Regions from separate parts of the Homo sapiens genome. Here regions 2 and 3 are each linked to region 1. Evidence: chromatin contacts called from ENCODE Hi-C or POLR2A ChIA-PET data. All regions are on one chromosome and are shown on one strand. Each heading gives the region's core, a stretch centred on a gene start or an enhancer-like site at or near the end of the contact. The rest is flanking DNA. Distances are from core to core; before and after follow the strand shown. Region 1 has its middle 20 kb from the start of MIR3613. Region 2 overlaps DLEU1 (deleted in lymphocytic leukemia 1). Region 3 has its middle 68 kb from the start of DLEU1-AS1.

What was found. A loop is a pair of places that touch in the nucleus more often than their neighbours do. ChIA-PET counts read pairs that join two places held with the same protein, here RNA polymerase II (POLR2A). Pooled maps may share reads with other maps.
Region 2: a loop to region 1 is called in a map of left cardiac atrium, with 3 times the contacts of the local background. The contact joins two enhancer-like sites. A Hi-C loop is called at or near these places in 23 of 168 maps with a recorded cell type or tissue (GM12878, GM13976, IMR-90 and 14 more), 5 of 37 single-sample maps with no recorded cell type and 12 of 50 pooled maps. POLR2A ChIA-PET finds 5 or more read pairs at or near these places in 3 of 52 experiments (CD8-positive, alpha-beta memory T cell, activated CD8-positive, alpha-beta T cell and activated T-cell).
Region 3: a loop to region 1 is called in a map of B cell, with 18 times the contacts of the local background. The contact joins two enhancer-like sites. A Hi-C loop is called at or near these places in 1 of 168 maps with a recorded cell type or tissue (B cell), 3 of 37 single-sample maps with no recorded cell type and 8 of 50 pooled maps. POLR2A ChIA-PET finds 5 or more read pairs at or near these places in 2 of 52 experiments (PC-3 and activated CD4-positive, alpha-beta T cell).

Annotation. Positions count from the first base shown.
Region 1 is chr13:49,974,545-49,978,524 of GRCh38, reverse strand. No RefSeq gene overlaps it. Among named protein-coding and RNA genes, the nearest start is that of MIR3613, 20 kb to the left of the region's middle. RefSeq lists a silencer at 1,538-1,832. Within about 2 kb of position 2,069, at least 5 of the 41 ENCODE cell types and tissues checked have a DNase peak (open chromatin) inside an H3K27ac peak, as active enhancers do.
Region 2 is chr13:50,510,687-50,514,143 of GRCh38, reverse strand. The region is part of intron 5 of DLEU1 (deleted in lymphocytic leukemia 1); the gene reads right to left. Among named protein-coding and RNA genes, the nearest start is that of DLEU1-AS1, 15 kb to the left of the region's middle. Within about 2 kb of position 1,428, at least 33 of the 41 ENCODE cell types and tissues checked have a DNase peak (open chromatin) inside an H3K27ac peak, as active enhancers do.
Region 3 is chr13:50,593,074-50,596,878 of GRCh38, reverse strand. No RefSeq gene overlaps it. Among named protein-coding and RNA genes, the nearest start is that of DLEU1-AS1, 68 kb to the right of the region's middle. RefSeq lists an enhancer at 1,903-2,102 and a silencer at 2,203-2,402. Within about 2 kb of position 2,323, at least 3 of the 41 ENCODE cell types and tissues checked have a DNase peak (open chromatin) inside an H3K27ac peak, as active enhancers do.

The DNA of each region.
Region 1 (3,980 bases), core at 820-3,319:
CTTATCTGTCTTCCCCCACGCCCCTGAAGCCAGGGCCTCTTTTCTTCAAGGCCACCCCCCAACTCATCTCAGGCTGAGGCTCCTCTCTTGAGGCCATATCCCATGGTAGCATTTCTTTGAGGGCTGCTTTTCTGCCGTTTTTCTCCCCAGGTAGGGCCTCTAAAACCGATGGAAGTGAAGTGCTACACCTCAGAGCTGCTTTAGCCCTTAGAGCTGGCCAGGGTCTGAGTGGGCCTCTCACAGGGCCACAGGACTGCCCTTTCCCCCAGCATGCCTAGAAGCTGAGACCACTCACACCACATGAACATGCTATCCTTGTTCCTCTTTCCTGCCAGCCTCAACACAACCAGAATACAGCCCAATAATGGCTGCCTACAAATGGGAGGCACCCAGGGAAGGGAGGGGGTGCTGATTAAGAACCAGCCTGGAGGAGGATCATGGTTTCTCTGAAACAAGAAGGAGGTGAGGGTTGATGCGGAAGGTATATTAGAAATGCTTCAAGCACTTGATGCTTTGAGGGTTTGGGGATTTGAGTTTGGGTTTGTTTTTTAAGCTTAACAATGTGAAAAAGATGTCAAATAACTTTTCTGAACTGTGGCAATCAGAGCCTTGTCCAGAATCATAACTTAATGGCTTTTTGGCTCTCAATTTGATGGTCAGTTTGGCTAACCAACACTTTTTAATTCTGTGTTATTTATTACTCAGTTGATCCCCCCCATAATATGTTAAAAGCCTACTTCCAACCTGTTAAAATGTACCCTTGGAGTGCTGTCCAGATTCACCATTAAAATAGTGTCTTTCCAGTCTTATGTATTTTATTCAGCAGTTACTACAGTACTTTTTTTTTTTTTTTTGACAGGATCTCATTCTGTTGCCCAGGCTGGAGTCCAGTGGTGTGATCACAGCTCACTGAAGCTTTGACCTCCTAGGCTCAAGCTATCTTCCTGCCTCAGGCTCCTGAGTAGCTGGGACTATAGGCACATGCCACTATACCTGGCTAATTTTTAATTTTTTGTAGAAACTGGGTCTCGCTATGTTGCCCAGGCTGGTCTCGAACTCCTGGGTTCAAGCATTCCTGACACTTTGGCCTCCCAAAGTGCTGGGATTACAGGCATGAGATGCCATGCCTGGCCATATTTTTATTTTTAAATCTTTCTATTTAAATAAGGAGAGGGAGAGAGAGAGAAAGCTCTAGGTGCATTTTTTCCAAATGGACACCTTGCCATGTTTTCAACACACATCTAAAGCCTGAATTGAGAGTATAATTTTTCTGTAGATACATCACCTTGAGGAATTTTATAAACTTCAGTTTCCTCATCTGAGAAATGAGGTAGTTGGATTAGATGAACTGGCTCATCAAGTGAGTATAAGGAGCCTTCCAAATTTAAGAATTATTAACATTTCCCGGAAGACTAACCAGGCAATTTTTCTTCTTTAGGTTTGACTTTCTGAGATGTCATGGCTTAGTATTCTTTAAGCAAATTCTGGAATGTTCTTGTCCCTTTGGAATAATTGTAATGTGGATTTGTTCTGTGCAACTGATGATATTCTAATGTGTTTGGGCAGGTTTAAGTCTAAATTTCCAAAGTCTCACACCTGTGGTTTTACCAAAAAGGTACTGCTCAAGGAAACCAGTGATGGGCAAAGGATGCATGGTATAGCTATGATGCAAGAGCGCCCTCTGCAGGCCATGCGAAGATGAGTCTCTTTCTTAAAGGGTAGCTTTTCCGCTCTTTGTGTAGAGTACAACCCTTCCCTTCCTCCTGTAGCATTCTCATCAAGAAACATTTGTTTAGTGCTTACCCTGAGCTAGGCACAGTGTGCTTAGGGCTGGGAACACAAAAATAAAAGCATCCTAGGCTTAAAGGATCTCACGGTCTAATGGGGTACATCCCAATCAGATCATTATAATGCAACCTGAGAGGTGTGTCACTGGAGCTGTGCCTCATGTCCCCATTAGTTTGCAATCACAAGTTGCACACAAGAGCCGAAATCAAACTGTACAGTACAATGCTTTTTTGTTAGGAGAGAAGGACTGGTGACTCACCCTAGCATTTTCTCTTTGCACAGAAACAGATGCCCTGCCCAGAAGCAACACGGCTAATGGGTGCCACCGTGGAGACCCAGGCAACCTGAGAGTAGTCCTGACAGCCAGACCTCCAGGGTGGAAATGGGAAGGTCTACAGAGAAAGGTCAGGATTTAACAGGGAAATGGAGGAGGGCAAGAATGGGGGTCAGGAGGTATCTACGCATTTTGATATGAAATTAAGAAGTTCATTTAAAATATACAACCAAGGCCCGTGACACTTTTTGTAACAAGATTCTAGCTTATCTTCCCACTAGATTTTGTTGGACTTTTTTCAAATTGTATCTGATTGTGTTTTTCAAACTAGGCCAGGAGGGCCCCTCAACTTCTAAAATACAAAAATTCTTTCTGCTCCTCTTTTCAAATCTTCTCAGATTCTGGACACACCCAGAAATTCCATGTGCCTTTTTACTCCCTTAATCCTGTTAACTTTTTGTCTCTTCTTAGCAATGACTTCCTTTCATTTTAGAGAAAGTTCTGCTGGTAACATACTGTATAAGCCAGGAGAGAAAAAGAACTTGAAAGAGGAACACATTTTTCTTCATTTTTTTTTTTTCAAAAAAGGTAAGGGAAAAAAATAAAGGAAGTGGAGAAATATACTACTCAGTACAGTTGTCAAACAAATTTCTTGGAACCATGGCCTACAAGAATACCTATCTTAACTGCATTGCACTAGAAACCACATTTTCATATTCCTTTTGTGATAATTCTAAGATAATGAATTAGATGTTAGCCATTGTTTTCCAGAATAGAATTTCTGGAGTTACTGGTAGTTCAGGGAATTTTAGTCACAAGATATATATTTTCTGTACCTTTGTGTGTGTGTATATGTGTGTATGCATATATACTTATATACATGCACATATATACACATACACACAAACATGCATGTGCTATAGCTTTTGAATGGAGATATATGTGTGTGTACACACACACACATTCATTCATTCATTTATATCATACAGCTTCTCTGAAGAGCAACAGGAGAAAAATGCAGGAAATATAAAGGCAACCTGGGGTCAGTCCTATGCAGTGAGCTCTTTGAGGTCTCCATCAGAAATAAAAGATTTCAGTCTTTTTTGGCTGGGCACAGTGGCTCACACCTGTAATCCTAACACCTTGGGAGGCCAAGGTGGGAGGATTAACAAAAAATACAAAAATTAGCCGGGGGTGGTGGTGGGAGCCTGTAGTCCCAGCTACTTGGGAGGCTAAGATGGTAGGATCACCTGAGCCAGGGAGATGGAGGCTGCGGTGAGCCATGATCGCACCACTGCACACCAGCCTGGGTGACAGAGTGAGACCCTGTCCTAAAAAAAAAAAAAAAAAAAAATCAATCTTTTCATAGTTATTCAAATTAAAACAACAAAATAGAGATGTGAAGACTTGGCTCAGGAAGATTCAGTCATCTCAACAGTCACTGTAAAGAACTGCCATCAGACTCCTTTTGACTCTAAATGGCAAAGGATACCAACACTGTTCTTCCTAGGAAGCTAATCTATAGTTAAAATAGGCACATTGCATAGCTCTGTGTATCTACAGTGTTGTAATTGTCTAACAGAGTGGAGATACTAAATGTACTCAGTGCATAAAACACATTTTATTTAAAATAGAGAGGAAATTCCTGAGGGAACAATAAAATCAAGGATGTTACAGTAATTTCATGAGCCATCCAGATATAATTACCAACAAATAAAAATAAAATATTTCATAATGCTCTGTTTTATTTAAATATTGGCTTATAAGGCATTGTTCTGTTATTTTCTTTGGTTAAAACAAAGTTTTTAAAATCAATATCTCATACTTGTTAGTATGTATTAGTGGGAAACCTTTATAATAAAGTAATTTTATGTGCAAAAGCTGCCTAGTTTCCAGCTCTGGGGCATTCCGGGAGCAC
Region 2 (3,457 bases), core at 179-2,678, 540 kb before region 1:
GAGAAAATTTATTTATTTTCAAAAAATGTTTAACACTAACACTTAACCCTACACTAAAAATAAAAAGCAACAATGTCTAGAAATATGTTTTGTTCCATCATAGCTTCCATTGTTAAAATGTAGAACAAGCTGTCAAAATTCAAACACCCCTTAGCGCCAAAAAAAAAATCATTCTGTTTGACTTAGGAGCCTCCTCTTGGTATGATTTGCTTCACCCTAACTGAATTTATTGAGGATTACAGAGGTTGTGCATTGAAGTGTCCCTTCCAAAACCCAAACAAATCTCTCACACAAAGAGGACAACAGTAAAAGAAGCATGCAATTTACCAGGGCAGGCTGCTTACTGTCTTTTTTTTCTGATTTGCTTTACTTGTTTTAGTTTATGTTTTCATAAATCCTGTTTTGTTTAGCAACAGGTGTAACCCAGCTGCACCCACCCTAAAGTTGCTGTCTTTCTATTTCAGACTGTCTCCTGACATGGAATGACTCCAGAAGGCTCAGCCAAGAAAATAATTATGACAAGCTCAGAGAAATCTATAAAATGTTTAAATAGCTAACTAGCATGTTAACTACTGGAGGAAGCAGGTAGAATTAAATGGAAATATTAACTTTGAGATTAAAAAAATAAGAAGACAGAAAGAAAGCAAGCCCCAGGAAAAGTAAGGGAAAGGAGCAGTGAGCCAGGAGCGAGAGGAGGCTGGCCTTGGAAGCAGCGACAGTCTGAAAATATAGGTGCTGTAAAATATTTACTTGTCCTAAGTGCTTTCTCCTCCCCTGCCTGGTTGTGCCAACTCACAACCTCTTGTAAACTCTTCCATTTTTTATGGTTTTCTAGGGGCAGATGCTTATCAGCTGAAAGGTGAACTGCAACTATTTCACAGAAAATAAACTCAGAGTATGTTTATGTGATTGTTACTCTAAGACAGCAAGAAAAAAAAAATGAATTCAGCACACGAGCCATTTTAAAAATCTTGATCCTCGCCAAACCCCAAACCAAATTTGTGTCTTACACTGTTCTCTTCAGCCCCCTTTCACGTTCCTCCCCACAAGAATATAATCATTTGGACAACCCTAAGAGTCGCAAGCTAAGTCACTATTGTCACAGCTTGGCTTGTCTGGCAGTTTGGACACTGCCCAGTGTCCCCTCCAGGGAGCAGAGGAATCCGTGTAAAGATTTTACTTAATCATTATTTTTAACCTTTGGGGGTTGCAGCTAATGATATGAAAAAAGCCTTCAAAACCACACAATATACTGGGGCATAAAAATGGCCTATATTTGAAAATAACTCCAAGTTTAGCTGTTTTGGAATAAAGCAAATGTTTAAAGTAGCCTGAAGTGAAACTTGAATGTTTCAATAGGCCCAGCTGCCTCTGAGGCTGGCGTGGGGCTCGGGGAGGAAGCGGTGGTTTCTCTTTGAAGCCTGGCTGCAACAAGTCCAGGAGCGGCCAAATTGCAGAGAGAAGCTGCCTCCCCAGCCTGCAGGTCCCCCCGAGAGCTGCTGAGACAGAGCCATCATCATCTCACTTCTTTCCTGAAGGCAGAAAAAGAGGAGGAAAACAAGAAACACAAAAGGAGGACTTGGAAGATTTAGGGCTCTGAGTGCAAACGTTTTTGTGGCAATTAAAGTTTAAAGAAACCAAGCTGGCCCGCAGCAGGAGGAACTATGTTGAACACCAAGCAAACTGAGGAGGAGAGAATTGGAGTTTTTATTTTCTGCTTTGATAAAACAAACAAATAAACAGACAGACAAAAAAACTGGGATCCAAGAAACGAAGGAGACAAGATGACCGAGTGGGAACATGTCTCCAATGGGTTGTTTCATTTTTTGTTTCCGGTAATGAACCACCAGCAAATCCGAAGTACCCTACACCCTACATTGTCCCCTCCTTGTCTTCTAAGTGACCTAGTAGCAAGCTTTTTTTTTTTTTTTCCAAATTCTGTGGTCTATAGTGTATGTCAGAAGAGAACCTCCTCCCCCATCCTCTTTTCTCAGCTGAAGACTGGCTCCCTATGTCACTAAGATTACAAAAGAGGAACTTCCAAGCACTCCCATGTCCATAAATACTCACCTTTGTTTGCAAACCTCACATTCTGCTTCCTCTCCTGTCACTCTGTATGAACAGTCCATAACCCTTCGGCCACCCTCCACCTATGCGCTGGAACCCAAATGCACTCACCTACTCCAGGACATCATTTGTCCCCTGTCTCTTCTGCTGCATCATCAACTTCTACTTTTGACTATATTATTCCCACATACAAACATGCTGCAATTCTCCCATTTCAGGGGAAAAAAGTTTCTCTTTACCCCACTTCACCACCAGCTACCATCCCATCTTCTGGTCCCCTTTATGATAAAACTATGAAAAGCATAATTTATATCAGTGCTGTCCAGTAGCCATATAATGTGAGCCACATCTGTCATTTTAATTTTTCTAGTAGCCACATGAAAAAAATTTAAAAAGAAACAAATGAAATTAATTTTAATAATAAATTTTTGGAGTTATTTTCAGATATAGGCCATTTTTATGCCCCAGTTCTGTACAGCCCCAATTTCTCCTCCTTCCATCCTCTTTTGAACCCATGTCTCAGGGTTTTGCCTTCACCACTCAACTGACACTGCTCTTATCAAAGTCTCCAATAATTTGCTCTATCTAGAGGTCAATTCTCAGCCTATCACTTGCTTGACCTGTCACACTGTATTAGTCAATGTTCTCTAAAGGGACAGAACTAATTGGACAGATGAATGTATGAAGGGGAGTTTGTTAGGAGAACTGACTCACATGATCACAAGGTTAAGTCTCACAATAGGCCATCTGCAAGCTAAGAAGCCAGGAAGCCAGTCTGAGTCCCAAAACCTCAAAAGCAGGAAAGCTGACAGTGTAGCCTTCAGTCTGTGGCCAAAGGCCCAAGAGCCCCTGGCAAACCACTGGTGTAAGTCCAAGAGTCCAAGAACTTGGAGTCTGATGTTTGAGGGCAGGAAGCATTCAGCACAAGAGAAAGATGGAGACCAGAAGACTCAGCCAGTCTAGTCCTTCCACATTCTTCTGCCTGCTTTTATCCTAGCTGTGCTGGCAGCTGATTAGATTGTGCCCACCAAGACTGATGGTGGGGTCTGTGCCTCCCAGTCCACTGACTCAAATGTTAATCTCCTTTGGCAACATCCCCACAGACACACCCAGGAACAATACTTTGCATCCTTCAATCCTATCAAGTTGACACTCAATATTTACCATTAAGCGGCATTTAACCCAGCAGATCACTCTTTCCTGCTTGATAAACTTTCTTCCCTTGGCTTCCAGGATACCACCACACTCTCCTGGCTTTCCCCTTACCTCACTGGTTGCTGCTCCCCCGTCACCTTTGCTGGTTTATTCTCGTCTTTTCGCCCTCTAAATTATGTGCCAGTGGAAAGTCCCAGCACTCATTCTTCCATCCTCTTTACTTTTCTAGTCACTC
Region 3 (3,805 bases), core at 1,074-3,573, 620 kb before region 1:
CCTCTATCCCTCTGGGGCAGTTTCTCAATTGTCGCTGGTGTTCCCAGATCCTATCTCCATCAGGTTTCATCTGTGAATTTAATTATGAAGCTATGCCCTATTTGGCTTATTTCACTCCATGGTCCAAACGTTTATTATGCATCCATTCTCCACAGGCACCCTGGTTCCACAGATATGCTAGGCATGCCCTCCGCAGCCATATGAAAATGAAAAGTTAGGAGTCCCAAAAAGGAACTAAATGCGCCTAATTTTGTTCATATTGTTGAGTCCCTTCACCTGACCAGCAAACCCTTTGATCCTGCACTTAGGCGCTTCCATGGCCACAGAGGGCTCTTCTAGCACAGGGATTGTACAGTTGTTAAAGCAAAAAGAAGGCAGAAAAGGCTAATCCAGAGCAACTCTTGAAAGCAGCCCCAAGGAGTCTTCCAGAAAAGCCTTGGTCTGCCTTCCTCCCAGGGGCTCAGCTCCAGCTGCACTTTACCTCTGCAGGTGGAGGCTCCCAGCAAGGCTCTGCTGAGGGCACTGCTGTGGCTCCCCTGCTCACACTTGGGGTCCTGTGGCTGAGTCTAGCCTTTCTTCCTCCTGCACACTGCCTGCCCCATCGCTTTGACAGAGGGGAGCCCCTCAAGTGCATCTTTGGAGGGGACAAGACACTGCTTGATATCCTGAAACATAAAGAGGCAGCATGCATCACTCAGCCACATAGCCCACATGTCACTTCTATCAGTGAAGCCTTTCAGTTTCCACCCTTGTGCTCCTGGCAAATGTGATGGCCCCGATGGCTCTTTGCTCAGTGTGATGGCCCCAGGCACCCTTTGCTCATCTTATGTTCACTTAAGTGGCTGACTGTCCCACGAGTAGAAGCCGGGAGCAGGAGCCACAGTATCTCAGTGATCTTTGTGTCCTCCACCTCTTACCTAGAACATAAGAGGTCCTCGGTAAGTTTATCAAATGACTCCCTGAACAAATGCACATTAGGGAATGTAAATCTTCTTTTCAGATACTGCTCTTGTCTCATCCACCAGTTGCCTTTAAGCAAGTCATTGGTTTTCAATTTGTGTGTGTGTGTGTGAACAAAAAGCTTCTTCACACCAAGTCTTACTTGGAAGACCCTGGCCCCCCAATATATAACATGATAATAGTGAAGTTCATCTTGTTCACATAAAATGGGGAGGCCGTGGGAGCCTCAGTACCACCCACTTGCCATCCCCTCAGCTAAAATCCTCCACATATATAAGTTCTTTTACTTTTCTCTGACTCAAGCCAAATCTTTCTCCCCTCGTGGCAGCTTCTCTCTGATCATCCCAGCCACGGGGGCCCTGCCCGTTTCTGAACTCCTAGGAGTCCTACTGTGTACTCTTGTAACATATACAGAGTTTGTACCAATGAACACTCACATTCACTAAGTCTTGCTGAAGGCCAAGTCCAGTGACATGCACTTTACATACTTATCTCATTTAATCCTCAGGGCAATCCTAGGAGGTATATACTCTCACTATCTCCACTTTACTCATGAGAAAATAGAGGCTCAGAGAGGTTAAGCAATTTGCCAGGGTCATATAGCTATGAACTAGCAGCACTAGGATTTAAACCCCGAGCTAACCCATTTACTGTTTCTACTTTTGATGTGCCATTATTTGATCTTTTCAAGTATATTGTGAACTGAATTGTAGAAACTGCATCTCTACTTCTTTCTCTTGTTGCCCGATTTTTAATACAATGCCTTTAGCAAGAGTATAATTAATAATTTCAGATTAACAAATTCCCCAAAGTATATTGTATCTTTCCTCACTTCTGCCTCCTCTAACATCTGTCTGGCTAGAGGCTGTCAGCTGCTGCATTGGCTATGGTCTCACTTTCTTTCTTCCCCGAAGAAAATTGTCTTTCTGAAGCCTGCAAAGGAAGTCTCCACTGCTGAAAATATTAAGCACTTTCTCCAAAGGCTGGAAGCTAAGCAGGAGTTTCACAGGAGGGAAAAAACAACAGTGACCCCCTCAAATGGAGAGGGGAGGCTCAAGACAGGAAATCGAAGGTAAGGTCAGAGCAGCTCCAGGGAGCAGGGAGATGGACTGAAAGTGAGACTATTTAGATTTTTACCATTTGGGACTCTCCCTGCAGTTTAACTTGACTACATTTTAAAAACAGCCAAGTAGTGAAAGCCCTGCTCTCTGTGAACTCTGGCCTCTCTGCCTGTTTGGGATGTCAGAGAAAGGCTGCACTTTGTGTGAGGCAGCCCCAAGGGGCCACCCGGTGGCCTAGGTGGGGTGATTGATTGGGAGAAGTCCCAGGGGCACCGCCTTCCCGCCACTGCCTTGCACCTGCACTGCGGATAAACAGAGGCTGTGGTCTGCAGGCCCCCCCCCACCCGCCCCCGCCTGACCTACCCCCAGCCTTCGCCTCCTCTGGGCCTCACCCCATGGGGCCCTCTTACTTGAAAATTAACCACAGGCTTAAAGTGAAAAGAGAAGAGGCCTACACTGGCCCAAAGCATAGGCAAGTGAAATAGACAGCAAATAGAGCCACAATAATGCAGGCACCTCTGCACTCGAATAATGCAGGCACCTCTGCACTCGAATCTTAGAATCTGTTCCCTCTCATGAAACTCAATTCCAGTTTTTTTGGCCTTTACTACGGTATATGTCACAAGATTGCCAAAATGTCAGATGGTTAACCACCTTTCATTCTGATTGCTGATTTGAAAAGTTTAAAGTTAATTGGGGATTTCAACAGAAGTCTTCTTTATCTTAAAGTATTTGAAACATTTATCTTTTCTTTGGAAATATAATAAATAGTCTTCAATACCAATATATTTACAACATACTTAATAACTAATCAAATTTTCTCTTTAATGACCTTTGCACTATGCACATGAGCAATGTCTTTAAAAACAAAACACACGCACAGGCATGCACACCCACAGAGCAAAACATGCTTTGAAAAAGGAAAGCAAGAGACAGGGAATAGACATGGTTAGGTGACTGTGCACACGGTTGTGCTTTCTGACTGAGACAAAAAACAAAATTGTTTTTAAGATATATATATTCTATTATTGTACTATGCACTAATGAAAGTTGCTATTGTTATAGATAGATACAAAAACTTAACACAAAACCCTTAGTAAGTGCTGAATTTAAAATGTTCAATGTTGCCTATCAATTTCCTGAGTCTCCTAAGACCTAAATCATATGGATAGCTTTTTGCCCTGCATCCTTTACTTCTTTCTCTTTCTTTAGAAAAATCAGAATAGATTATGCCACATATGGAGTTAAAAAAACACATAGTCTGAAGGAAAGTTGTCTGCAGAGAGAGAAAACAAATAAATAAATAAGTCTACAAATAAACCCAACAGCAAAAGCCACCACAAGTAAGTTGAAAGCAAGTCAACTAGAAAAAAATTGCAGATTGTATCACAAGGGATTCATTTCCTTTATACATAAAGAACTCTGACAAATCACTAAAAAAAACTTCAACAATCCAATGTAAAAAATGAGCAAAATAAATAAACGAACAGCTCACAGAAAATGAACTGAATGTAGCCATTTAAAGTATGAAAAGATGCTTACTCCTCTCAAATGGAAAGACTGAAAAAGAAGAATGTTGGGGGAATAAGCTTATGAGGGGTGAGAAGATATAAAACCTTTACAGAGGATAATTTAGCCAAATATGTCAAAATTGCAAATGCATTTACTCTTTGACCTAGAAATCCCAATTCTAGAAATTAATCCTATGTATGTTATTTTACAGGTGTGAAGTGACATACAACATTATTTACTACCACACTGTAATAGCAAAAAGTACTTTTAGA